5 separate regions of the Homo sapiens genome follow, and regions 1, 2, 3 and 5 are each linked to region 4. A link is a contact called in ENCODE Hi-C or POLR2A ChIA-PET data. All regions are on one chromosome and are shown on one strand. The core of a region is the stretch at or near the end of the contact, and the rest is flanking DNA. Distances in the headings are between cores, read along the strand shown.

Region 1 (5,547 bases), core at 80-2,579, 500 kb after region 4:
AGTGAAACTGCAAACAGGCTTCCCAGTTATCTTGGAGGAGGACTCTAGAGCTTTTTACCTGAGCCATGCTGATTTCTCACTTAAGGCAACCCAAAAGTTCAGGAGTTCCTAGGTCCACCTTTCCTTGAGACACTGTCGTTTTGAAGAACTGTCACCAAATCACGGTAGCGACTCCTTCGTGTCCCATCAGTCCTGTTGCCATATTGAACTTTGTCTTCAAATAGAACTTAGTGTCCTCCGAAGAAAAGATAGGTGTTCCAAGAATCCCTGGACTCTGCCTGGCTCCTGCCTATTGTCTGAAGAAAAAGAGAGTCTACCAGTCTTGGTTTTCCAGTTGAATTCTCTTGATGAAGCTCACGATCTGTTTCAGAAACCTGAAACCAGAAAGGAAGAGGGGGGCTGCTAAATGCAACATCTTCAGGCCATTACAACGTGCGATATGAATTTTTTTTTTGCTGGGCGCTCTCTGTGAAGCTCAGAACGAGGACATGAGTCAAGAAGAGTTTTCTTTCTAGGTCAATAGGAGGAACTGGTCTCCTGGGCAAGGAGTGGAAGCCAACAGGAGCAAAAGTAATTGGGGCCTCCTATGGAGGAACTCTGCCAAAAGGAAAGTTGCTTGGATTTGCCATCTCAGGAATGGAAGAAGGGGGCGGAGACCCTTTGGGGCTTTTGTGCCCAGTGGGCCGGCCCGAAAAGCTCGCACTTTACAGAGGCGGCAAGACTAGGGTGGAGGAAAGCTCAAGGGCCATCGCTGGGTGCTTCGGTGGCGGGCAGAAACGGGACTGGCAGTGCCCACACGTGTGCGTTCTCCCCGTCCGCCCGAAGGTAGGGAAACTTGCTGCGGAGGTGGAGGACAGGCAGGCGAAGCCCGGCGCGGCGTGTCGCCCGCCTCGCTCCGGCCAGCCAGCCTCTGCACCCGCTGCACCAACCGGGAGCAGAGCCGGAGAGTGCCGAGAAGCGCGCGAGATGCGTGCTCGCGCCCGCGTCCCCTCCGAGAGCCCTCTCCCGGGCCGGGGACGCGGCGGGACGCGCGGGCAGGGGGCGGTGTGCGCGCACGGCCTTTCCCCTCCCTCCCCCGGAGATCCCCCTCCCTTCGCCACGCGCCCCTCCTCCCCTCCCCTCCCCCTTCCCGCGCGGCACCCCACGGCTTGCGAGCTACTGAAGCGCTGCCGTCTGTACGGACGACGCTGCGGTCTTTGGGGCTTGCTCCTACCTGCCAGGCGCGGCCTCCCGCTGGCTCCCTGGCCGCGCGGCGCCTCCTCCAGGCCCCAGCACACCCTGCCAACCCCACCGCCGCGGCTGCCCCCACCGGGACCGAGGCAAGTTTACAAACACCAACCCCGGCCCGTTTCCCCGGAAGCACTTCCCCCTCCCCCTCGTCCTCTCCGCCGAGCGGCTGCATCCACTTCCGGGCTCGGCAGCTAGACTAGCGGGGGCAGCCTCAGAGCGGGTGAGCTTGGGGACGCACGGAGAGGTGCAGCTGGGTGAGTGGGCGGCGCCGTGCGCCGAGGGCATGGAGGAGGGAGCGCTGAGGCCGGCGCGTGCGCCGTGGCCGGGGCGCGCCCCGGCCGCCATCGAGACTGAGGGCAGGACCCTCGGCCCTTCGATGATTGTACGCTGGGTGCTCGATGGGAGGAGGGTTTGCTGGGTGAGCTGGTTCAGACTCCTTGAAAAATCATCGTCACTCTTTCTTCCTCGCGGACGTCCTGCCCATCGCTCTGAGCCGGCGCCCCAAGTAGAGCCAGAGTAGTTCGTACCCAGCCTTTTCACGTAACTCGGCCGAGGTGGTTCTTCTCCGAATTTTTTCCGTCAGGCCCAGATTAGCAGATTTTGGGGTCAGCTGGGAGAGGCGTTAACTTTTCTTCGCACACTCTTGCTTTGTGCGCTCAACCACAGTCTGAATTCTCGCAGAGGCGTTCCTTGAGTAGCCCTTGGCCACACTGCTCACCTCCCTGCAGAAGTCAAAGCCCCAGCCCTCCTCTGCGAATCCCGAGGCCAGCCTGGTTGGTTACCTTCTCCCCTTCGCCCTTTACTCCAGGCCGTCCAGCATCAAACACTAGCCTCCACACGTGGAAAAGACCCTGACTCCCACAGTAGACTAGTCTTATGGGAGTCCTGGCTCTTGGGCCAGGCTGCATTAGGAAAATGGAAACCAGACTGTCTTCAAATTCTTCTGCCTAGCCTTAGCCATTAGAGAGAGGTCCTGCTAAAGATGGACTGCAAATGCGCTTGATGGAAGGAGATGTCAATTCCACTGAAGTCCTCATTTCTGCTGTAGGTGATATTATGTCGTGACTTTAGGAGAAGTAATGGTGATACCAAAAGAAAAAAAAAACTGTATGATGAAAAAAAGACAAGGATTCTCAACTTTTTTTTTTTTGTAGACAGATTTCATTTCCCTGAGCCACTCCATGATTTGGGCCATTGAAAGTACGTTTTTTGTGTTTTAGGATCATTCTAAAATAGAGACAAAATGGAGAAAGAGAGAGATAAAGAAACATCACCAGGAATAAGTCTTTTAAATCTTTTTTGAAAATTAGCTCCTACTTATTTTACAAATCGACACAACGCAAAAGTATAAAAGACACAAAATGGTTATTCTCCCCCTCTACTTATCCCATGCTCCTGAAGGGAATCATTCTTACCAGTTTGGTATATATGCTTTTAGGCTTTTTTCTGTGTTCATACAAAAATCTTTTCAACCAGTATTTATTGAGCACCTGTAATGCGCCATACAGTGTATTTTAGACATCTGAGTCAGCTAACATTTAAAAAACTGTTGCACAGTATTCCAGTTTATGTGTGTGCCTTGTCCCATCTTGATGAACATTTAGGTTTCAGATTTTTTTGCTTTATAAACAATACAATAATGAACATCCTTAAATAGTTATCTTTTTGCTCCGGGCAGGGTGGCTCACACCTGTAATCCCAGCACGTTGGGAAGCCGAGGTGGGCGGATCATCTGAGGTCGGGAGTTCCAGACCAGCCTGACCAACATGGAGAAACCGCGTCTCTTCTAAAAATACAAAATTAGCCGGGCGTGGTGGCACATGCCTGTAATCCCAGCTACTCGAGAGGCTGAGTCAGGAGAATCACTTGAACCCGGGAGGCGGGAGTTGTGGTGAGGCGAGAGTCGTGCCTTTCCTGGGCAATAAGAGTGAAACTCTGTCTCAAAAAAGAAAAAAAAGTTACCTTTTGCATTTATAAGGATTTATAGATAGGATATGTGCTTTTATTTAAATTTATTTTTATTTTTATTTTTTTTTGAGATGGAGTCTCACTCTGTCACCCAGGCTAGAGTGCAATGGCACAATCTTGGCTCACTGCAACCTCCACCTCCCAGGTTCAAGCAATTCTCCTGGCTTAGCCTCCTGAGTAGCTGGCGCCTGCTGCCAGCCCGGCTAATTTTTTTGTATTTTTTAGTAGAGATGGAGTTTCACCATGTTGGTCAGGCTGGTCTTGAACTCCTGACCTCAGGTCATCTACCCACCTTGGCCTCCCAAAGTGCTGGGATTCCAGGTGTGAGCCACCACACCCGGCCCTATTTTCATTCTGTTTAAAGATAGGGTCTTGGTCTGTCGCCCAGGCTGGAGTGCAATGGTGCAGTCAGGGCACACTGCAGCCTCAACCTCCTGGGCTCAAGGAATCCTCCCATCTTAGCCTCCCAAGTAGTTGGGACTACAGATGTGGGCAACTGTGCCTGGATAATTTTGTAGTTTTTTTTTTGTTTTTTTGTTTTTTGTAGAGACAGGGTTTTGCCATGTTGCCCAGGCTGGTCTCGAATTCCTAGGCTCAAGCTATCCATTGGCCTCGGCCTCCTAGAGTGCTAGGATTACAGGATTGAGCCACCATGCCTGGCCGGATATGTAAATTTTAATAGATTCTGTGAAAATGAATTGTAAAAGTTTGTAACAACTCCCATGTTTACTCAGAACCATGTGTGAATGTTCCCTATTCCTACAACTTTGGCAATGTTTAGTGTATGCTATGAATTTTTTATACAGTTACTAGTTTAATGGGTGAAAAATAGTATTTGTTTTAATTTTCATGTCATTAATAGTGAAGTTAATATTCTCTTATTGCCTTTTTTTTTTTTAAGAGATGGGTCTCTGGACAGGCACGGTGGCTCACGCCTGTAATCCCAGCACTCTGGGAGACCGAGGTGGGCGGATCACCTGAGGCCAGGAGTTTGAGACCAGCTGGGCCAACATGGAGAAACCCCATCTCTACTAAAAATACAAAAAAATTAGCTGGGCTTGGTGGCACGTGCCTGTAATCCCAGTTACCAGGTGGCTGAGGCAGGAGAATCACTTGAACCCGGGAGGCGGGGGTTGCAGTGAGCCCATATTGTGCCATTGCACTCCAGCCTGGGCAACAAGAGCGAAACTCTGTCTCAAAAAATAAATAAATAAATAAATAAATAAATAGATGGGTCTCCACGCTTTGTTGCCTTAGGCTGGTTTCCAACTCGTGAGCTCAAGTGATCCTCCCACTTCAGCCTTCCAAATAGGTGGGACTATTTTATTGCTCTTTGACCATTTTAATTGTTTTTGTAAACTGTCTGTTCATATCCTTTGCCCATTAAAAAAAGGTAGATCATTTGTATATTTCTTATTGATGGTAGAAATCCTGTCTGTGTTATGGATAATAACTATTCTTTGTCGTCTGCATTTAAAATATTTTCTCTTTTTCACTTATCTTTCAGCTTTTGAGACAAAAGTCATGCTTTATGGGAAAATATTTGAAACATTTCTGTCTTTGCTAGGAACAAGCCAGGGATGTTTACTATTAAAACTAAGATTTTAGGAGAGCTCCTGGCCACCCTAAAGCCTCCTTGATTTCATATATATTCATCTTACAAAGAGAAACGATTGACAATGTATCAAAACTATGGAGTTCAGCAACATGACCAGATGTCAGATTAACAAACAAAAATTATATAAATAAAATATAAGAATATAACCAACACTAAAATACCATAGAATAAATAATCTGATTCACAATAAAAACATTATATTTTGGCCAGGCGAGGTGGCTCACACCTGTAATCCCAGTGCTTTGGGAGGCTGAGGTGGGAGGATTGCTTGAAGCCAAGAGTTTAAGACCAGCCTGGGCAACATAGTGAGACCCTGTTTACAAAAAATTAAAAAATTAACCCGGCATGCTGGCATGTGCCTGTAGTCCTAGCTACTCAGGAGGCTGAGGTGGGAGAATTGTTTGAGCCCAAGAGTTCGAAGCTGCAGTAAGACATGATTGTGCTACTGCACTTCAGCCTGGGTGATACAGCAAAACTTATTCTCTAAAATAATAAATAAATATTTTTTTTTTTTTTGAGATGGAGTCTCGCTCTGTCACCCAGGCTGGAGTGCAGTGGCATGATCTCGGCTCACTGCAAGCTCCGCCTCCCGGGTTCTCGCCGTTCTCCTGCCTCAGCCTCCTGAGTAGCTGGGACTGCAGGTGCCCACCACCATGCCGGGCTAATTTTTTGTATTTTTAGTAGAGATGGGGTTTCACCATATTAGCCAGGATGGTCTCGATCTCCTGACC
Region 2 (5,333 bases), core at 691-3,190, 420 kb after region 4:
TCACTGTCATGGAGGACAAGGAGCCCTAGGCAAGCCAGTGAGTGCAGAGGTACCCGGAACCAGTTGAGTACACCAGCCTGCTCTGTCTCAGGGATCACCTTTCTCCGTAGGAAGCTCATGCTGGGAAAGTATAATCCACAAGCCAACTCAATAAGTAGAAAGGCTATGAAGGACTCCACCGGACTCTCCTGGCCTGGGCTGGTAGAGAAAGTCAACATGAAGAGAGAGAAGACGACGATGAGCACAGCAAGGGACAGCAGGTGCATGGGCTGAAGGTGGTACCTCTTGGAGGTGGCGATACGGTACAGGGAAGAGCCAAGCAGGCTGGCTGCCATGAAGCTGGAGAAGATAATGCCCAGAGGGGCCCCGTGTGGGTCCAGCACAGGTGTCCAGAGGAAGACAAAGATGAAGATGACACTCTCAAATAGAGCTTGTATGGTGCCCAACAGCAGCACGCGGCGGTCCGACAGGAGGCAGCGCAGGCCTCCAGCACAGGTCCTTGAGAAGGCACGCTGCCGGTCATAGTTCTCCCCCCAGTTTCGAAGGGCCAAGGCCCCTGCCAGAGCCAGGAGAGGGATGGCAGCCACAAAGGGCGCTACAGGCCCCAGCCCTATCCAGCTGGCTACAGCCTCAGCTGCCACACCTGCCACTACAGCCAGCACATGGTTCCAGAAGGCAGCTCGAGCAAAGGTAGCTGGGATCCACTCAGCAGGGAAGTCATGCCGTTCCACGTGCTCATGGATATACCAGGCCTCGAAGGCTGAGAAGAGCAGGGCTGTGGACAGCCCACCAAGTGCTCGCCCCACTAGCAGCACAAAGTAGTCTTGAGAGAGTTTGGTTAAGCAGCATAGTGAGTAAGTCAGGGAGAAGAGGACACAAGAATTCTTGCGACCCAGCCAATCCACAAGGGAGGAGGCCACTAGGCCAAAGAGGACTGTAGAGGCAAGGCCACAGACATAGAGGATGGCAATTTGACCTTCCAGGAAGTAGTAATGCTGGTAGAGTTTATAGAGGTAGGGGGCCTGAAGCCAATCAGCTGCCAGGGCCAGGAAGTAGACCTGATAGAAGTCCAGTTGAAACCGAAGGAAGGAGGGATTGCTGCAGGCCCTTCCAGGGGGTTTAGCCCGGCATCTTGACAGTTCCAGCCCCAGGCAGGAGGCCAGGAGGCCTACAAAAGCAAGGTAGGCAGTCACCAGCATGGTGGGCCCCCGGACGACCTGGGAAGAGAGGTGGGAGTCAGAGCCATATCCATCCTTCGGGCAGCACGGTCAAGGGGCTGTCTTAAGCAGATGGCAGCTCCACCCAACCCCGCTGCCAACTCCACTCCCCAAGATCTCAGACCGGAGGGACCAGTTGGGTGGGTGGGAGGAGTGGCCACGCCAAAGCTGTCTCCTAGGACACTGTGGGGCAGGGAGGGGTAAGAAGACAGGGGAGAGGACTGGGCACTCAACCCATCCTTGCCTGTGAAGAGGGAGTCCCTTTCAATAATCCCGCTCCCGCAAATTCTACTGCCCTTTCCCACAGCAGCTCCCGTACACTTCCTTCTATTACCTCCCGTCCTCGCTGCGGAGCCTCTTTTTGCCCTCAGTGTCTCATCCTCTGTCCCGGGCATCCCTCCCACCCGCGCAGGCCTCTCGAGTTGCTTCAGGGTCATGCGTGTGCATCTCAGAGGCCCACTCCTCCAGGTCACTGGCACCCCACTGCGCCCCCTAGCCCCTGCCCAGCCCTGCCACATCCACTTGCACCTCGCCCAGACTCCGCCTCACCTGCTGCCCCGGTCTGCGGGGACGCCCCGGACACGTCCGGCTCCAGGCCGCCAGGCCACCCTCCCCGCTGTGGCTCCGGCTCCGGCTCGGGTTCCAGCAGCGCTCCCGCCCCTCACAGCCTGCTTCCGGGAGCCGGGCAGGCCTCTGGCCGCCGCCATGATGGCTTCATCACGTGACGGGGGCGCGGCGCCAAAACCCCGCCCCGCCCCGCCCGCCCGCCCTCCTTCCCTTACCCGGGCGCGGAACTCCTGACGCCTGGGGTGGGTCGGGAAGGGGCGACCATAGGAGGCTGCGGTTGCTTCTCCTGGCCTGGCCTCGCTCGCTGCCATCCCGTGACACCTGCTCCTCTGGCTCTTGGATGCCTGAGGGGCCACCCTGAAATAAGTGCCAATTTTCTTTTCTTCCGTGCAGTGCTCGGGAAAGATGCCCGCAGTCCGGTAGAGCCAAGGGTTGGAGCTTCCTAAGGAACAGCACCGCTGCCCGAAGCCGAGAAGGTCTCCTTGGTTTGCCTCCTCTCCCACTGCAGTGACCTCCATGCAAGAGAAGCCAGTATGGTCCAGACACCTGAGGGAGGCGGTGTGGTGTAAAGAACTTGGAGTCGGGCTGCAGACAGACTAAGGCGCAGTCCTGCCCCTGTCACTTACCAGCTGTGTGGCCTTGGGCAAGCCGCATAACTTCCCAGTGTCCCAGTTTCTTTGAAGTCACAGGATAGCAATGCCCAAATAAAGAAGGCTAAAGTTCAGTGGCAGCATGGGGTTAAGAACTTCAGCCTTGGAGCTTAATTCCCTACCTTCTGCCACTTACAAGCTGTTTTACCTTGGAAAAACTATTTAACCTCTCTACAGCTTCCGTATCATCTCCTCAAGAGCCTCCAATGACTTCCCATCTCACTAAGGGTAAAAGCCGAAGTATTTATAATGGCCTACAAGACCCTCTGTCCTCTGACCCTCTGCCACTCCTCTGACTTCATCCCCTGCTCCTCTCCCTCCCATCTATGTTGGCTACCACCAGGGCTTTTGCACACTGTTCCCTGTACAGTTCTTCTCCAAGATATCCACGTGGTTCCCCCCCCCACCTCCTCCAGTTCTCTGTTCAAATGTCACCTGATCTTGGCTGGGCCTGGTGGCTCATTCCTGTAATCCCAGCAGTTTAGGAGGCTGAGGCAGGCCGATCAGTTGAGGTCAGGAGTTCAAGATCAGCCTGGCCAACATGGTGAAACCCCGTCGCTAGTAAAAAAATATAAAAATTAGCCAGGCATGGTGGTGGGCACCTGTAATCCCACCTACTCGGGAGGCTGAGGCAGGAGAATCGCTTGAACCAGGGAGGCAGAGGTTGCAGTGAGCCAAGATCACGCCACTGCACTCCAGTCTGGGTGACAGAGCGAGACTCTGTCTCACAAAAAAATAAAAAATAAAATAAAATTTTAAAAAATGTCACCTGATCAGAGGGGCCTTCCATGGCCCTCCTGTTTAAAATAGCAACACCACCACCTCCAGCACAGTAATCTACCTACTTTCCTTCCAATTTTCTATTCTCTCTGCTGCTTTTACTCTGCAGTACACTATGTATTTTCCTTGTTTATTTATTTACTATCTTGGCCAGGTGTGGTGGCTCACACCTGTAATCTCAACACTTTGAGAGGCCAAGGTGGGTGAATCACTTGAGGCCAGGAATTTAAGACCAGTCTGGCCAACATGTCGAAACCCCATGCCTACTAATAATACAAAAAATTGCTGGGCGCGGTGGCTCACACCTGTAATCCCAGCACTTTGGGAGGCCGAGGCGGGCGTATCATGAGGTCAGGAGTTCAAGACTAGCCTGGCCAATATGGCGAAACCCCGTCTCTACTAAAATTACAAAAAAATTTGCTGGGCATGGTGGTGTGCACCTGTAATCCCAGCTACTTTGGAGGCTGAGGCAGGAGAATTGCTTCAACCTGGGAGGCAGAGGTTGCGGTAAGCCGAGATTGCACCACTGCACTCCAGCCTGGGCAACAGAGCAAGACTCCGTCTCAAAACAAATAAACAAAAAAATTAGCTGGGCCTGGTGGTGCGCGCTTGTAATCCCACCTACTCAGGAGGCTGAGGTACGAGAATTGCTTGAACCTGGGAAGCGGAGGCTGCAGTGAGCCAAGATTACACCACTGCACTCCAGCCTAGGGGACAGAGCAAGACTTCGTCTCTAAGTAAATAAGTAAATATTTACTATCTCTTTCCCTACAGATTTTTATCTGTTTTGTTCACCTGTATTCCCTATACTTAAAGCAGTCATTGATAAGTATTAATCATAAATATTCCATAAATAGTCTATGAATAAATGAATAAGTTATGTAAATTACTATCAAAAGTACTGGCCCATATTAACATAATAACACTTATCAGTTATTATGTACCTAAGGAGTTTTAAGAAGGTTTAGTCCAACTGCTGTAGGTGAATTATCTCATCTGACTGACAACAATCCATACAGTAGGTACTAACCAGAGTTGGAAAGGTTAGGTAACATGTTTAGAGTTACATAGTAAAAGGCAGTTAGAAGCAGGACCCAATCTTTCCAGTTCCAAGCTCACATAGTTTCTGCAATTATACTAGTTCACCTACTTGCGCAGCAGATCAGTCTTTTTTTTTTTTTATTTGAGACGGAGTTTCACTCTTGTTGCCCAGGCTGGAGTGCAATGGCGTGATCTCAGCTCACTGCAACCTCCGGCTCCCGGGTTCAAGCGATTCTCCTGTCTCAGCCTCCCAAGTAGCTGGGATTACAGGCATGCGCCACCACCCCCAGCTAATTTTGTATTTTTTAGAGACAGGGTTTCTCCACGTTGGTCAGGCTGGTCTCGAACTCCCAACCTTAGGGGATCCGCGCCCGGCCTGTTGGTTTTTTTTTTTTTTTATACTAAAGCTTAGAGGTAGGGTAGGAGGGTTTGGGATTACATCTGGAGAAATACTTTCTTTTGGCCAGGCATGGTGGCTTACGCCTGTAATCCGAGCACTTTGGGAGGCCAATGTGGGTGGATTATTTGAAGTCAGGAGTTCCAGACCAGCCTGGCCAACATGGTGAAACCCCATCACTACTAAAAATACAAAAAGCTGGGCGATAGTGGCACACACCTGTAATCCCAGCTACTTGGGAGGCTGAGGCAGGAGAATCTCTTGAACTCAGGAGGCAGAGGTTGCAGTGAGCCGAGATCATGCCACTGCACTCCAGCCTGGGGGACAGAGTGAGACCCTGTCCCAAAAAAGTCTTGAACTTCTGGCCTTAAGGGTTCCACCCTCCTTGGCCTCCCAAAGTGCTGGGATTACAGGCATGAGCCACCGTGTCCAGCCTGGAGAAATACTTTCTTATGATAAAACAGCTGATTTACGCCCTACAAGTTCCAAAGCGCTTTCATCCCTAGCTGGCAAACTAGTGGAAAGTAGAAAGGGGTGATGGTTCCCATGCTTTCATCTAGAAACACTAAGATAGAAAATCATGATTTCTGACCAGGGGTGGTGGCTTGCGCCTGTAATCCCAGCACTTTGGGAGGCCAAGGTGGGCGGAACTCTTGAAGCCAGGAGTTCAAGACCAGCCTG
Region 3 (4,842 bases), core at 1,149-3,648, 380 kb after region 4:
GGAGAATTACTTGAATCTGGGAGGTGGAGGTTGAAGTGAGCTGAGTGCCACTGCACTCCAGCCTGGGCAACAATAGCGAAACTCCATCTCAAAAAAAGTAAAAATAAAAAAAATGAGGCTGGGCATGGTGGCTCACACCTGCAATCCTAGCACTTTGGGAGACTGAGGCGGGTGGATCACCTGAGGTTAGGAGTTCAAGACCAGACTGGCCAACATAGTGAAACACTGTCTCTCCTAAAAATACAAAAATTAGCTGGGCGCCTGTAGTCTCAGCTACTTGGGAGGCTGAGGCAGGAGAATCACTTGAACCCAGCAGACGGAGGTTGCAGTGAGTCGAGATCACATCACTGCACTCCAGCCTGGGTGACAGACGAGACTCCATCTTAAAAACAATTTGATAAAAGGAAGTGGTCAATAATGCCAAGTGCTAAAGAGATCAGTTGAGACCCTTTACCAGCTCCCTGGTTTGGTGCTGAGGTAACTGGTGCCCTTCTGCCGAGCAGTTCCAGAGAAGACACTGGGAGAGTGGGCTTGAGGGGAATGAACTGGAAAGGAACAGGTGAAGCCACGGTCAGCTGTTTTTTGAAGGGTGGCTGAGAAGCAAGGGTGAGAGCTTAGGCTGTAAATATTGGGAGGGTTTCTTCCTGACATCATTTATAATATGTATGCTAAAAAAAGAAAAAAGGAGAGAGACTTAAAACATCATAATCCCTCTCTCCAAGATAATTACTTCTCGTGGTGTGGTATAATTGAGGGAGGGTTTTGTTTTTACACCTGTGTTTCTTTTCAAGATGGAAGATACTTGAGAAGGGTTTTAGGCTGTAGGGAAGGAGAGGCAGAGACACTAGTGGAACTGTGACATGAAATCCCAGAGGATAGGCCAACAGTGGCTCACACCTGTAATCCCAGCACTTTGGGAGGCCAAGGCGGGGCAGATCACAAGGCCAGGAGTTCGAGACCACTCTGGCCAATATGGTGAAACCCGTCTCTACTAAAAATACAAAAATTAGCCGGGTGTGGTGGTGGGTGCCTGTAGTCCCAGCTACTCGGGAGGCTGAGACAGGAGAATCGCTTGAACCTGGGAGACAGAGGTTGCAGTGAGCCGAGATCGTGCCACTACACTCCAGCTTGGGCGACAGTGGGAGACTCCGTCTCAAAAAAAAAAAAAAAGAAAAGAAAAAAGAATCCCAGAGAAGAAAGTAATAGACTGGAAACAGGACAGAGGATTAACCTCCAATAGAAGGGAAGAAATTTCCCTTAGTTGGTAGGAGGGAGCTGAGGATGTTTGAGGTGGGAGACTGAGGAAATGCTCAACTTCTTTTGAAAAGAGGCAGGGACACTCAGTTTGATGCGGTAGAGGCTTGAGGGAGAAGAAAAGGATTGGAATGGGCTACCCTTGAGCAAGAAGGATTTCCCTTTGGAAGGGTGTAAATGAAGTAGAAAACTTCACACATCTGAACTGTCACCAACTGCCACAATCATGTGGGCCCAGCAGTTAGGTGCAGCAGCAAGGGCACCAGAATGGATTAATCACAGATGGGTTTATTTAGTTGGGGTGATGAAGTTGCTGATGGAAAAAAAGCCTTGGCTAAGGAAGGAGATGAGATAAGGGGCCTGAGGGACTCCCTGGGAACCAAAGGAGGTCCCAGGCCAGGGAGATGGGTGAAGAACAGGCAGGGCCGGAAGGATGATGTAGTCCTAGTGGGAGTTTGATTTCAGTGATGAAGCAGTTCTTTTCGCTGACGCGGACTACGGCAGTGGATGGCTGAATTGGAGCACAGAGGAAAGCTGAGGTCAAGGAAGTTAAATAAATGGTATCTGAGAACCTACCTCTGGTGATGGTCATATCGGTGTCTCCGAGGGTCGTACTCGCCCCCCACGTCCACCACGATGTCACAGGAAGCGAGTTTTTCGGGATCCCGGGTCCGCACAATCTCTGCATCCTGCGAGGTACACAGGGGTGAAGGGGCTGCCGGGTGTCGCCGGGTAGGGGATTAATGCTGGACTTCAGGGAGGCAGGAAGGGTAGGAAGGGTGCTTGGGCTGCCGGGCGCTATCGGAGTGACCCTGTTGGCGGAATGCCATCCACCCCGGAGGCATGCATGCACGCAGTCCCAGGGTCACTTTTCGCGGACCGTACCCGGTACTCCGGCAGGAGGCGAAGCAGTGCGCATGCCAGTGCCTCGTCGCAGTGGAAGGTGCCATTGTGCGTCCCGATTCGGGGCGGTGCCATGAGTTTGCTGCGGGATCGTTTTGGGGGCGGGACGGACTCTGGACCGAGCATGCGGTGCCGGGTATACAGGGGTGGCGGCGGCAGCAGCAGCGTTAAGAGGCCGCGCAGGAATTGGTGTCCCATAAGCAGCTCCCTGCAGGGAGGCAGGAGCGCCGACCCGGAAGAGGAAGCGCCAGCGCAGCCCCACTTCCGCTTGCCAACCGTTCCCTTGGCAACCAGCTCTGCAGAGTGAGCAGCAGCAGACTCCCAGCCTAGGATTTCTTCCAGCTGGTCAAAGGGCCCTGCGATGGAGCCTCCAAGAGGCGCATCGCATCACCCCTGCGCATCAGGCTCTGAGACGGGGCCCACACTCTCGACCACACCCCCCATCTCATCACCAGTCCCTTGCTTAATCCAAGAAAAGACCAACATTCTGCCCAGCTGGCACATTTATTGGCATTAAAACACAAGACCCTTCCCATCACCAGGAAGCCACGCCCAAAGGGTGTCCCTCTGCCCCATTTCTGCAAAAACTCTCAGGCCTTAGCAGTAGCCTGAGCTGCCCCCAGGGCTGTGAGCTGCTGAATCTTCTGACTCATCATTTCCATGACGGCTGTGGAAAAAAATAAGAGTCAAAGGTTAGAAGCAAAAAGGAGAACCTAGAGTTAAGGAGAAGTGACAGGCAAGTTTAAGGACAGGCGACCGACTAACTACAGTTTGTTAATAACCTTTTTTTTTTTTTTTTGAGACAGAATCCTGCTCTTGTCACCGAGGCTGGAGTGCAGTGGCACGATCTTGGCTCACAGCAACCTCCGTCTCCCGGGTTCAAGCGATTCTCCTGCCTCATCCTCCCGAACAGCTGGGATTACAGGCATGCACCACCATGCCCGGGCTAACTTTGTATTTTTAGTAGAGATGGGGTTTCACCATGGTGGCCAGGCTGGTCTTGAACTCCTAACCTCAGGTGATCCACCTGCCTTGGCCTCCCAAAGTGCTGGGATTACAGGCGTCAGCCACTGCGCCTGGCATTGTTAATAAAACTTTAACTCAGTGATCCACTGTGGGGTCACTAACACAAATTTAGGGTCTACAATGCATCGGTCAATATGCTAACACAGCTGGGTGTGGTGAGAATGAGACTCTTCTCGGAAAAAAAAAAAACCTGCTAACCAAAGATATAAAAACGAACACAATATGGTATTAAATGAGTCTGACATAATCAGAAAACTATGATGGGGAAAGATTTTTACCTTTGGAACACTGGTTCTGAATCCTGATTATAACAGAGGGGAGCTTTTTTAAAAAAAAACAGACCTTGGTACAACTTCCCCTCCTTTGACTTCCAAGTTGATTTAGTCAATCTGGAATGGGCCCAAGCTTTCTTTTTAAACTTCCTGAGTGATTCTCATGTGCAGTCGGGGTTATAATTGCTGGTATTTAGTTCGTTTGGATCATGATTCCTTCCTGTGTGTTCATCTCATTCCCCCATTCCATCGTCATTAAATAGGAGCTCCACCAAAGCACAAACATGATTTCCTTCCTCTAAATTTCTCAAACGCTCAACCCAGGAATCTACAGATAGTGATTATGCAATACACAGATTCTAAAGATGCCAAAGAGAAACTAAGACATAGTTTTACTCCAGCAAAGGGGACACCCCCGTGGTTCACACTGCAATCCATGTTCCTTATTATGGAGATAGGGTCAAGAGGTGCCCCAGGAAAAACTTACCCTGTTTCATGGCGTGCTTCTCCTGAAGAGCTGGTTGGATTTTCTCCATCTGCTTGGTTAGAAAATCTATCTTCCTCTTGAAGAAGTCCTTGGCATCCTCAGCTGTCTACAAGATCAGAGGTGAATAAGGGGCTAAAAGGAGACTCCCTCTGGCCATGCTGCGCTCTAGAGCTTCCCCTGAATTTCCCTTCCCTGTTTAGAGGGGCATCCACATGCTCTCACTCACCTTCTCTACATAGTACCCAGTTCCCACATCGATGAGCACGTGTTCCACATCATGCAGCTTCCCAGGGACATACATCTGAGAAGCAAGAATTAAGGGAAAAACTAGCCAGCCCAGCATGAGCCATGATTCCGCCAGCCAGCCTGCTTGGCCTCCAAAGACCCTCTTTTTCCAAAAAGCTACAAGGCATAAGGACTGAATAATCTGGAGGCCTTAGAACAATACCTATAACTCCAAATGGAAAGAAGACAGAGAAGTTGGTTCTTTAAGGAGAAAATGATGTATGCTGGAACACCCTCTTGTCCTGCCTCATCCCATCTCTCACTCTCTAAGCAGTTCTTGCAATTCTTCCCATTAGCCCCTCCAGAAAGACTAGACATGTTTTCCTACTGTTGTAGAGTACTACAAGTAAAAAGCCAGCCTCATTTCCCTTAATGCCCTCAATCATGAAGTAGCTAATTCCTGACAAAGTCAATGTTTTGTTTGTTTTTTGCTTTCTGAGACAGAGTCTCGCTCTATCGCCCAGGTTGGAGTGCAATTGCCCGCTATCGGCTCACTGCAACCTCTGCCTCTCGGGTTAAAGCAATTCTCCTGTCTCAGTCGCCGGAGTAGCTGGGATTACAAGCATGTGCCACCACGCCTGGCTAATTTTTGTATATTTAGTAAAGACAGGGTTT
Region 4 (5,094 bases), core at 1,940-4,439:
CTCTCTCTCTCTCTCTCTCTCTCTCTCTCTCTCGTTTTTAAAATCACTCCTGTTTCTTTCGTGGCTCTTTCTCATTGTGGCATGCCTGCATGAGTATCTTGATTTTTCTGCTCTAAGCTATGGTTTCTTGTCCAAAGAAACATATATAAACAAATCAAAACCCTTCCTTGGTGACCTTTGTAGAAAAGGACACTTGGAATTTCTATATGAGAGAAGCTGAACCTCTCTCTTAGCCTATCCAGTCAATTAAAATGAGTCTGTGGCCCCCCTGAGGGTTGTTAACCAATCCTAAGAAAGGAAAGATCAATCTCATTTCTTCGTCACCACTGGGCAGGGAGGCTGCCAACCAGTCAGAATCTGCCACTCACAGTCATTAAAAAAACTGGCCAATCAGTCCAACCTTGTTATATGGTCTGGTAGGAAAAGAAAGGGACTGATTGGAAAGGATAGTTCTGTCTCCACACCCTTTCCTTCCTGGACCCCGGTTTTCCCTTTGTGAAGTGAAAGAAGGACCCTTCCCCAAGCCTATAGTTAAGAAGATCCTCCGACCCTCAGCTAAGCTTCTCTTGGATCTTTTGCTGTCTTCAAATTCACCCCTCCCCTTACAAACCTCCTTTTTGGAGCCTCACTGCTCCCTTGCGGATTTGATTTCTTGCTTCAAGCCTCGTAGTAATAGTCCCAGGATTCTCAGCCTCCCCTCAGATCTCCACTCACCAGCAAGTAAAATAACTTGTTTTGTATGACTTATGCAGGTGAAAACGTTTTTAAAGTGTAGTTGAGTCTCTTTCAGGAGATACTATCTCAAGGACCTTGCAATAAACAGTCCATATAGGTAGCAGTGCAGAATTGAGTTGCAATGCCCTTAACTATAGAAGCAGTGATGATGATGGTGATGATGGTGGTGATGGTGGTGGTGGTGGTGGTGGTGGTGACGATGATGATTTTAATGCTAGCAATTACTGAACTCTTACTGGGTACCAAGTACCTTGCTAAAAGCTTCATATGTATTATCCCAATATTGGCTGTGTGATAAGTACTATTATTCTTCTCAATTTACATAGGAGGAAATAGATTTAGAGGGGGTTAAACAGCTAGCTCAAGATCACACAGCAATTTGGGAACCCAGATTTGTCTGAACGCAGAACCCATTATTCTATGAGGGCAAGGGAGTGTTAAACATCGCAGGCTGTAACAACTTTTGGAAAGAGCCAGCTTTAGCTTCCTCCCAGGCCCCTTCTCTGATCCTCCTCTGGGATTGTTAGCCATATCTGAGTGTCTAAATTGTCGCAACAGCTGCAACAGCCGTTTGGGGGTGGTGGCTCCTAAGAACTGTGGACTTTCTCTGCCACTGAGGATGTGAAGCTGACAGCTTAAAAGAATTCCGTTTTGGTGGGAATGGAGATGTCTGGAGACCTCAGGGGATAAACTTGTGTCTTTGCTAGCCTGTCTTTCTCCTAACAGCATCTCCACAGTGCCTGGCACCACTTGGTACTTGATAAATACCTGTTGATTGATTCCCAAAGATCCCAGTTCCATTTCCCACGTACCTGCCCGCTCGGGGCGCAATCAACAACTAAAACTGGAGATTTGGGGATTTCAGAGGAACCTGTGAGAATCCTGATGGAGCTGGAAATGCGAATTTAGGAAAGACAGGCAGTCTACCACCCTCCTCTTCTCGCCCGCTTCTCCTATTTCTCCCCACTCCTTCCCCTCCCTTTCAGGAGCTCAGGGCCATAAAAATGCAGATGGAGGATCGGTGTGAAATAACGGGCCCATATAAATCCCTCTGCCGCCCGCCTGCAAGATGGATTGGCCGCATTGAAATTCCTCCGCGAGGATAATTAAACTCGGGGCCTCATCCGGGCAAAATTACATTCCTGTAATGGCGTCGCTCGGGGTCCCGGGAAATTGCTCCGTGGGCTTTCAGCGGCGGTTTTTATCGCCGGCCGGGGTGTGCCTGTCTGCGGCTCGCCTCTCCTCCGGGACCGTAAAGCTGCTGCCGTGATTTATCCTCCCCTTCTCCCAAATCCGATTAAATGGAGGAGCTCGGGGCCGGGGCGCCGCGGGGCCCGGGAGCCGGGAGGGGGCGGCGGGAAGGACGGGGCCAAGGAGGGGAGGACAAACGGCCCCTCAGAGAGTGGCGGATTTGCCTTTATTTACAGCCGCGGCTTTCTTTTTATTTTTTATTTTTTATGGGGTTTGGTGAGCTTTTCCCGTCTTTCTCGTGCTGCGTTCAAGCACGATGCAGGGACGGCAGGGGTTTGGAACTGGATAGGCCTTGTCGCCCTGTTCCAAAGGGCAGGGCAGGTCCTGTCTGGGAGACAAGGAGGCCTAGGAAAGATGAGGGCCAGGAAGCCTCCCCCACCTCCTTCCATCAGGGGAAGGGCGAGCGAAAGGGGAGAGAAAACCCACGTTCAGGAGAGCATGGGGGCGGGAGGGGAGGGCGCTGCTTATCCCAACTCGCGTAGTTGAAACCTGAGCAGAGGCTCGGGCAAGCCTGGAGTGACCTCGCAACCTTACAGCGGGTCGCAGGTGCCCGTTATTCCTAGACTGTCCCAGGAGCCAGGAAAGAGGGATTCGGATCATATTTAACCCTATCTTCTGGCTCGCTGATGCTGCTTCTCTCATGGTTTATCACCGGAATGGAAAGGAGGAAACGGGGAGTGGGGGAAAGGGCGAAGCCACCAGAAGCAGCTGCGGCATTTTGCTGACTATTCGCCCATGGAGCCGGTTTGCCATCCAGTGATGCCAGAGTCCCGGCGCGACAGAAAGCAGGACTCCCAAGATCTTCCTCCTGCTGCATTTTAGGCACTGAACCCCAATCCCGACCGTATGTTAACACTGAATTCTGAGTAGGAGTTTTGTTTTGGCAGTGTGACGACTGCGCATGCTCGGAAAGGGGACGCAAGTCCGAGATCCCAAACGCGGTACAGACCAAACCGCAGTCCACGTTACGGATCGGCTTACTCCGCGGAGTTGGCCTCATTTCTGCAGTCGGCGCTCCCTGTAGTTTCTCCTCTCGAACGCCAGGTGGAGCAACCGGCCGGATACCGCCACAGCCCTGGCAGGCGGCGCTGTGATGCCTGAGCTGATCCTGTATGTTGCAATCACTCTATCCGTGGCTGAGCGACTCGTTGGCCCGGGTCACGCATGCGCTGAGCCTTCCTTTCGCTCTTCCCGCTGCTCCGCCCCTCTCTGTCTTCTCTGCAGTGGGAGCAGGTAAGGCCTTGGGACCTAGAGCCCTCTGTGCGCTGCGCACGCGCGCGGGACACCTCACCTTGCGCGGATGCTTTGAGGCGCTTACCTTGCGTGCTCCCACCCTGGTCCTCTCGCCCTTTCTTGCTTCCGCTATCCCTTAGCCTTAGAGTTGGCTCTTCCGCGTGCCGGTGACCTCCAACCGCGCGGGCCTGGCGCCATCTTGGATGTCTCGCAGGGGGAGGATACCTTGGAGCTGGCCAAAGTTAGATCCTGGAGTGCTGCTTTTCACCTGTTCCACCCAGTCCCTGCAAACACTCTTTTCTCGCCCTCTGGCCCTTTCAGATTGTGACAACCCCCAGGCTCTCCCCTCCTATCTCTGCTTTCTCTTCTCATCCTGACTTGTGCCTTCTTTATTCTGAAATCTCCAGACTTTAGGCCCCAGAACCTCAGGTGCTCCGAGCAATGGAGATAGTGGATCGTCTAAAGTCACCAATCCCTCTAGTCAGCACCCCTCAATTTAAAAAGTAAACCTTGAACATGGTAGAAGTGGGAAAAAAAGCCAAAACATCGCCTCCCGTTAGGTTGTGGCTTGGGATAGCTAAGGCAGAAGAGAGAGGCTGGTTGCTTTGGAATCACTAGTTATTTACCAGTACCTTTCTCGCATCCCGGCACGCTGGTGAAGTTGTAAAAGTCACAAATGGTGGGCTAGAGATGAGGGTTTCTGTTGAGGCAGCAGGCCCAGAAAGGTGGGGTAAGGCCAAGCTAGTGGGGCCAGCATGAGACCCTGCCTGCCAGCTTTCCTGTGAAGGATTAATTAACCTCCCCAGATTCTGCTGTTACAAGGAAAAGAAGGTTTAAGGAAAGGAATAGTTAAGTTACTACCCCTGTGACTCATCTACACTGAGGAAAAAGCCCGTGATGATTTTGGAGTCCTGATTCTGGATAGTGCCTTTGCCCAAGTTGTAGGCTAACAATTGCAGAGTTGCCATGGTTAGATAGCCAATGGTGGGATCACTTAATTGCCACCCCTTGTTGTGGGTTTATTATATGCCAGCACCACATTAAACTCTTTATGTATGTTAATTTGTAAATGAACATACTTAATCCCCCTAAGAGCTGCATTTTACAAAGAAGATAATAAGGTATAATTCCCTTAGAAAAGAACCACCCCTTCTTTTTCTAAAAGCCTTAAAGAACTATTGGATTTTGACCCAAGAAAACCTGAATAGTACGGCAGCAAAATTGGGTTAGAGTTACATATAGGCAAAAATCAGAGTTCTAGATAGGACAAGAGTTGAAGACATCCATTAACTTAAAAGTAATTAAGGCTGGGTGTGGTGGCTCACACCTGTAATCCCAACACTGGGAGGCCAAGGTGGGAAGATCTTTTGATGCCAGGAGTTCCACAATAGCCTGGGCAAAAAATAAATTAAGAGCAATTAAGATGTTGGATTCAGAAGTGTTTTAACCTGGGACAATCTGAGTTCAGTTCATTTAATGAAGTGGTATTTAATAGCCCTAAGCATTCACTGAGTATTTCAGCCTGTGACATATTAGAAAGCATGTAACTTAAAAGATCCAAGTTCAAGTCTATCCTCTACCACTACCACAGTTTCAAGACTGGGTTTAGGGTCACGCTCTTGCGTTAAGTATACCTAATAATCATCTGGGAAACTTGTTTGAAATACAGGGCACTTGAGCCTTATTCCCAGAGATCTTTTTTGTTTGTTTATAGACAGGGTTTCACGTTGTTGCCCATACTGGACAACTGGCGTGATCATAGCTCACTGAAGCCTCCAGCTCCTGGGTTCAAGCAGTCCTCCTGCCTCAGCTTCTGGAGTAGCTGGGACTACAGGTGCACTTCCACCTCACCTGGCTAATTTTATGTTTTGTAGA
Region 5 (4,836 bases), core at 1,573-4,072, 380 kb before region 4:
GGCCTATCCATAACAAGGGTACCTCCCAGGCCTCTGGCCAGTCTTTTTTCCAAGCCTAAACAAACAGAGAAGGCATCCTGACAGGTGACTTTGCTGCTTCAGAGTCACCAGCTCAAAACCTTCCTTCTTTTAAGAACTCAAATGTTGAGGGGATGTCTTCCTTAATCCCTCATCCCAAAAGAGCCCTAAAAGATGAAAGAAAACTATTCTCCTTCCCACTCCCTAAACTTGCCCCCTTGTCTACAAAGTAGGCAGGCCTACTCAGCACAGAGGAGGGAGAAGGGAAGAGAGAGAAAAGACAAAAAGAAGAAACTGTACCTAACTATAGAAAAGTGAGACACTCCCCACCCTCAGCTCCACTGAAGTGCCCCCAGAGGAGTCTGGTCTCTCTGCAGACTCAGGGGGAAGGAAGGGGACTGGAGAAATCAGCCTTAATCTTCCACATCCCCTCTTCTGAAGATCCCATACCCCAACCCCCTTGCTTGTTCTTCTAAGGACATTGGAAGACTAATGGAGAGCTAAGATTTGTGTGTTTGTTTAAAGTAAACTTAGGCAACTATAGAGAAGATGGGATGTTACCAGGCCAGAGAGGGAGGGGAATAAAAAGAAACCATCAGACATTGACGTAAAACTAATTCACATCCACTGGTTTATTATTGATCACGGGGCATTTCACATCGACACTAAAATTCTTTATTGCAAGTTTTACAATAATCAAGTAAATTCAGTCCAAAAACACAATAACCACGATAGGGGTGGGGAGAGATTCTACCTATAGACTGCCTCTCTGAACTGAAAGTTCATTTTGATTTTCTTTTGGCTCCTCAAACTGAACAGCTCTGAGAGGCTCTCCAGATGCATTTAGCTTTGTCTGCTGTCTTCGCCCCCTCTCCTCCCACACCCCCCCCCAACAATAATACAAAAGAACTTCATAGCTTTGTTCTCCTTAAAATGACTTCCCCCTCACTAACCTCCCCTGGTGCATTTTCAATGCAAAAGGCCTAAGGAAAGAGGGGGGGAAGGAGGAGGAGGAGAAGGATGAGAATTGGCTTTAAAATTTCTTTCCTTTTTTCTTTTCCTCATTTCCCCTGAAATTCACCCAAGCCAGACCATCACACCTTGCAATATATAATTTTTGCAGCTTTTTTTCTTAAAAAATAAATAACCCCCCAAAATGGCCTTTTAAAAAAAAACACCCAGCAGGTACCATGCTAAGACAACATCACATGCTTAAAAGGGTCCTTAACAGTGGGAGGGAGAGGAGGGCAGGGGGCTTGTTTGTTTATCTGTTTTGTCTGTTTGGAACTGACAAGGGACAAGGTGAGAGGAAGAGAGAAAAGAACCTATATATATATATATATATATATATATTAAATTCTATAAATAAGAGTCAATTTGTGTGTGAGGGGAGGGTGGGGGCATGGGGTGGGGGCAGGGGTGTGAGTTATGTTTTATAACCTGGTAATGTCCTCTGCCCGTTGCTGCTCCGGCGGCGTGGCGCTCTGGGAGTGGTCTTCAGAAGTACCCGGGGTAGCTGCCGAAAGGGTGCTGGGCGCAGCGCCGGCCGGGGGTGCTGACCTGACTTTGGTGTTGGGGAGTCGGTGGTCCTTCTTCCATTTCATGCGACGGTTTTGGAACCAGATTTTGATCTGCCTCTCAGAGAGGCACAGCGAGTGGGCGATCTCGATCCTTCTCCTTCGGGTCAGGTAGCGGTTGTAATGAAACTCTTTCTCTAATTCCAGGACTTGCTGCCGGGTATAGGCTGTCCTCGAGCGCTTGGGTTCCCCTCCGTTATAATTGGGGTTCACTGGGGGGAGGGGAAAAGCAAATAGTGGGGTTCAGAGGCAGCAGGCTCCCCGCCCCCCACCCTCACCCCATCCTCAGCTCTGAGAAACAGGAGGAGGGAGTGGTGGAAATAAAGTCATCAAGCTTAAATGGGTTATAAAGAAGTTGAAGGAAGCTGAAGACTTTGTAGTGTAATAAGAGGGGAATCCTCATTGTAACGACACTGAATTATTTATGCGCCCTTAGAAAGCGAGCATAGTTTTCACACATACATAACAGATCGTAGCACATGGCTCGGACTGCCCAGAGTAGCTAAGCCATAAAATTTATGGGGGATGTAATTACCCATTCTCGCTCGTAAATCCAGTTCAATTGTGCTAACCCAGAGTCGCTCCTGGAGAGAGAGGGGGAAGGAGAGAAAGGAGGACGGGGGCCAGAGGGGGCCGAGGAGGGTGGGGAGCGCTAGGGAAGAAGGGAGGGAGGGGGGGAGCAAAAAGCAAAGTTGCCTACCCGTGCTAACGTGAATTTTTTTCATCCATGGGTAGACTATGGGTTGCTTGCTGGCGGCGCTGGAGGGATGGTCGGGGGCTGGCTGGCTGCAGGCTGGCGGGGCTGGGGACGGGGAGGCGGAGGCGCCTGAGAGAGGCGCCGGCTCGCAGAGCGACTGTGATTTCTCGGGGTGGTGGTGGCCCGCCTGGGCCGGCCCGTGGCCTCGCGAATTGCCGGGCCCCTGGAGACTGGTGCAGCTATACTGGCGCTCAGGGTAGCTAGGGCGCGGAGGCGGTGGTGGGTACAGCTCCTGGTGGTGATGCTGGAATCCCGATTCCCTGGTCCGGCCGTAATATTCCGGACTGTGTTCAGGGATGTAGCTATTTTGCGAATATTCTTCGCATGGAGGAAATTTCGGATCGATGTAGTTAGAGTCCATCAAATACGAGCTCATGATCATTAATTTCTGGAGTGGAAAATAATTTTTCTCGCTTTGTCGTTTTTCTGCTCCATAAAGCCCTCCTACTAGCTAGCGACCCTGTAAAGTTACTTTCACCATGTGACTCCTCCGGCCAATCACACGGAGCAACCCAGTCCCCGGATAAGGAACCGAATCGCTTTATTCAAAATGTATCCAATTTTTTTGTGTGTGTGGTGGTGGTGGTGCTGGGAGGCGGGGGTGGGTGGTGATGTGGGGTTAGCTAGCAGAGGTTGGAGTGCCCCCAGTGCACATCCCGCCAGACTGACAACCCTCCCCTGCAAAAGGAGATGGGAAGCTCCCGGCTCCCCTCCAAAGCCCGGGCATTGGGGGACTGTCGGGAGGCAGTGATTCAGCCCCCGCCCAGGGTCTCCCCTCAGGCCTCTGCTGGGCCCCGTGGGCCTCGGCTCCTGAGCTTTTCCAGAGGTCTCCATTCATGGCGATCGTGTCTCAGTCTGTGTAGGTCACGGGGCAGCGCCCCTCTTTCGCAGGAAGAGGAAGTTGAATGAGGACTGGAGTGGATGTTGGATGGGGAGGGGCCCAGGCTGAGCCGAGGAGGCTGGAGAGCCTGGAGTGCCCCCCATCCAAGGATACCAGAGTCCAGCCCCTCTTCCCCATACACACTCACCCAACCCTCTGGCCATGCGGCCGGCGAGGCAGGGTCCCAGCTGGACCAGGCAGGTAGAGGCAGCGGGATGCAAATGATTCTGACGTCATTTCTGGAGGTCTGGGGGTTGAGCCCCCGCTGAAGAGAGACAGGAAGTGGTTGGCAAAAGCAGAGTTCAGAAGTCTCGCCTTCCCCTGCTACCCACTGACCCTCCCTGCCCCAGCCCCAGAGCAGAGGATCTCTTCTACTGCTGGCTTCTGTTTCCACTCCCCATTCAGCCCGGCCTGCTATTTTCTGACAATTATCTCCAAGGAGCTGGGGCAAGGAGGAGAGCTTTCTGCCAGGAGTCAGTGCCCTGTGATGGTGCCCAGCCAAGATCCTGAGAGTTCTTTCTCTGTCCCCACAGAGGGCAGACCTAGCTAAGAGGGAGGCCTGTGTGGGTAGAGCCTGCTTGCTTCTGGCTAGGAGCTGTATCCATGTAACACGTGTGTTTACATGTAAACACGAATTCCTAAAGGCCAGCTCCAGGCTGCTTTCCAAAAACGGAAGGCTAAGCTCACCAAGTTGGGGAGGCACGGCCAGCCTTTGGGGTCTCCAGCCCATTCACACCCCCTGCTCTCTCTCTGCCACCCACTCACAGTAATACTCTGATGGAGGGGGGTGACAGGGCCGTAGAGGAGGGAGGGGGCCAGGAAAAGCTGCTTTCCTAACCACCACCCCCCCCCCCCAGCTAGGGGTGGTCCTGTCATGCCACCGATTCCAATTAACTGATCGCCCATAACTCAGAGTTGCGGGGGGTAGCGGAGGGGAGAGCCCAGGGAGGGAGCCGGGTCCCCTTGTTGTACTTGATAACAATTATAGTTTAAAATCATAGCTTGCCAGGGCTCAGCTATATTTTACTTGATAACAATAAAAGTGACACATAAAGTTAACTGTTTATGTTTTATTTATTAGACTAAATCTGCCAGCGGTGGTAGGAGCGCTTGCCTCGTCGCTACAGCTTTTATAGGGCTGTAAAACGTCATAAATCAGTCTCGCGGAATCGCCCGCACTCTTTGTGTCGGCGGCGGCGCAGGGCTGGCGGCCGCTGGCTGCCTGCTCCCTCCTTTCCACGAAAAGTCGTAATGTGATTTTTTTTCCCTCTGATTTTATTATTATGATCGCCGCCGTGATTAGTCAATCTACCTTTAATTCGCCGCCCTACGCTACCTCCTCCCAGCCCAGCCTGGTTGACACTTGAATAAGTACCTTTTAAAACGGCATAACAACTATTTGAGGGTTTAATTAGAACATCTGCAATTAAGGGAATGAGGAGGGGAAAGGGAAAAAAAAAATAAAGCCCTTGTGAGAGGGAGACTGAAGGCAAGAGATTCCAATCCTTTTCTCATCACCTTTGGGATGTTGGAGAGGGTCCCCACTTCCAAATTAGGGCTTCCCCAAAGGGCTGGAATGAGAGGGAAGCTGGACCCACAGCCGT

Evidence for each region. Hi-C counts contacts between places; a loop is a spot of excess contacts on that map. ChIA-PET counts read pairs that join two places held with the same protein, here RNA polymerase II (POLR2A). Pooled maps may share reads with other maps.
Region 1: a map of CD8-positive, alpha-beta T cell shows a loop between it and region 4 (6-fold over the local background). The contact joins the promoter of ZNF740 here to the promoter of ATP5MC2 in region 4. A Hi-C loop is called at or near these places in 1 of 168 maps with a recorded cell type or tissue (CD8-positive, alpha-beta T cell) and 10 of 50 pooled maps. POLR2A ChIA-PET finds 5 or more read pairs at or near these places in 2 of 52 experiments (A549 and HEK293).
Region 2: a pooled map shows a loop between it and region 4 (5-fold over the local background). The contact joins the promoter of SLC61A1 here to the promoter of ATP5MC2 in region 4. A Hi-C loop is called at or near these places in 7 of 50 pooled maps. POLR2A ChIA-PET finds 5 or more read pairs at or near these places in 3 of 52 experiments (activated CD4-positive, alpha-beta T cell, activated T-cell and naive thymus-derived CD8-positive, alpha-beta T cell).
Region 3: a map of CD4-positive, alpha-beta memory T cell shows a loop between it and region 4 (9-fold over the local background). The contact joins the promoter of MYG1 here to the promoter of ATP5MC2 in region 4. A Hi-C loop is called at or near these places in 3 of 168 maps with a recorded cell type or tissue (CD4-positive, alpha-beta memory T cell and naive thymus-derived CD4-positive, alpha-beta T cell), 1 of 37 single-sample maps with no recorded cell type and 9 of 50 pooled maps. POLR2A ChIA-PET finds 5 or more read pairs at or near these places in 2 of 52 experiments (H1 and activated T-cell).
Region 5: a pooled map shows a loop between it and region 4 (5-fold over the local background). The contact joins the promoter of HOXC4 here to the promoter of ATP5MC2 in region 4. A Hi-C loop is called at or near these places in 2 of 50 pooled maps. POLR2A ChIA-PET finds 5 or more read pairs at or near these places in 2 of 52 experiments (B cell and OCI-LY7).

What each region holds. Positions count from the first base shown.
Region 1 is chr12:53,176,504-53,182,050 of GRCh38, reverse strand. It overlaps ZNF740 (zinc finger protein 740), which reads right to left and starts at 1,329. Exons shown (of 7, transcript NM_001004304.4): 1 at 1,214-1,329; 2 at 59-374. The coding sequence starts at 67. It overlaps CSAD (cysteine sulfinic acid decarboxylase), which reads left to right and starts at 1,126. Exons shown (of 17, transcript NM_001244705.2): 1 at 1,126-1,319; 2 at 2,909-2,949. RefSeq lists silencers at 312-606, 960-1,259, 1,550-1,639 and an enhancer at 1,302-1,860.
Region 2 is chr12:53,248,702-53,254,034 of GRCh38, reverse strand. It overlaps SLC61A1 (solute carrier family 61 member 1), which reads right to left and starts at 1,940. Exons shown (of 2, transcript NM_032889.5): 1 at 1,767-1,940; 2 at 1-1,217. The coding sequence starts at 1,199. RefSeq lists silencers at 1,618-1,667, 1,678-1,957 and enhancers at 1,423-2,094, 2,228-2,277.
Region 3 is chr12:53,297,251-53,302,092 of GRCh38, reverse strand. It overlaps MYG1 (MYG1 exonuclease), which reads right to left and starts at 2,398. Exons shown (of 7, transcript NM_021640.4): 1 at 2,140-2,398; 2 at 1,831-1,943. The coding sequence starts at 2,355. It overlaps PFDN5 (prefoldin subunit 5), which reads right to left. Exons shown (of 6, transcript NM_002624.4): 4 at 4,169-4,243; 5 at 3,943-4,048; 6 at 2,643-2,824. The coding sequence ends at 2,748. RefSeq lists enhancers at 2,174-2,353, 2,424-2,483, 2,294-2,588, 2,494-2,593, 2,634-2,723 and 1 more.
Region 4 is chr12:53,674,178-53,679,271 of GRCh38, reverse strand. ATP5MC2 (ATP synthase membrane subunit c locus 2) reads left to right here and starts at 3,189. Exons shown (of 5, transcript NM_005176.7): 1 at 3,189-3,219. RefSeq lists enhancers at 2,698-2,927, 3,038-3,487.
Region 5 is chr12:54,051,821-54,056,656 of GRCh38, reverse strand. HOXC4 (homeobox C4) reads right to left here and starts at 2,822. Exons shown (of 2, transcript NM_153633.3): 1 at 2,296-2,822; 2 at 627-1,807. The coding sequence starts at 2,734. The coding sequence ends at 1,452. RefSeq lists a cis regulatory region at 2,531-3,031 and enhancers at 3,608-3,767, 3,063-4,044, 4,045-4,836.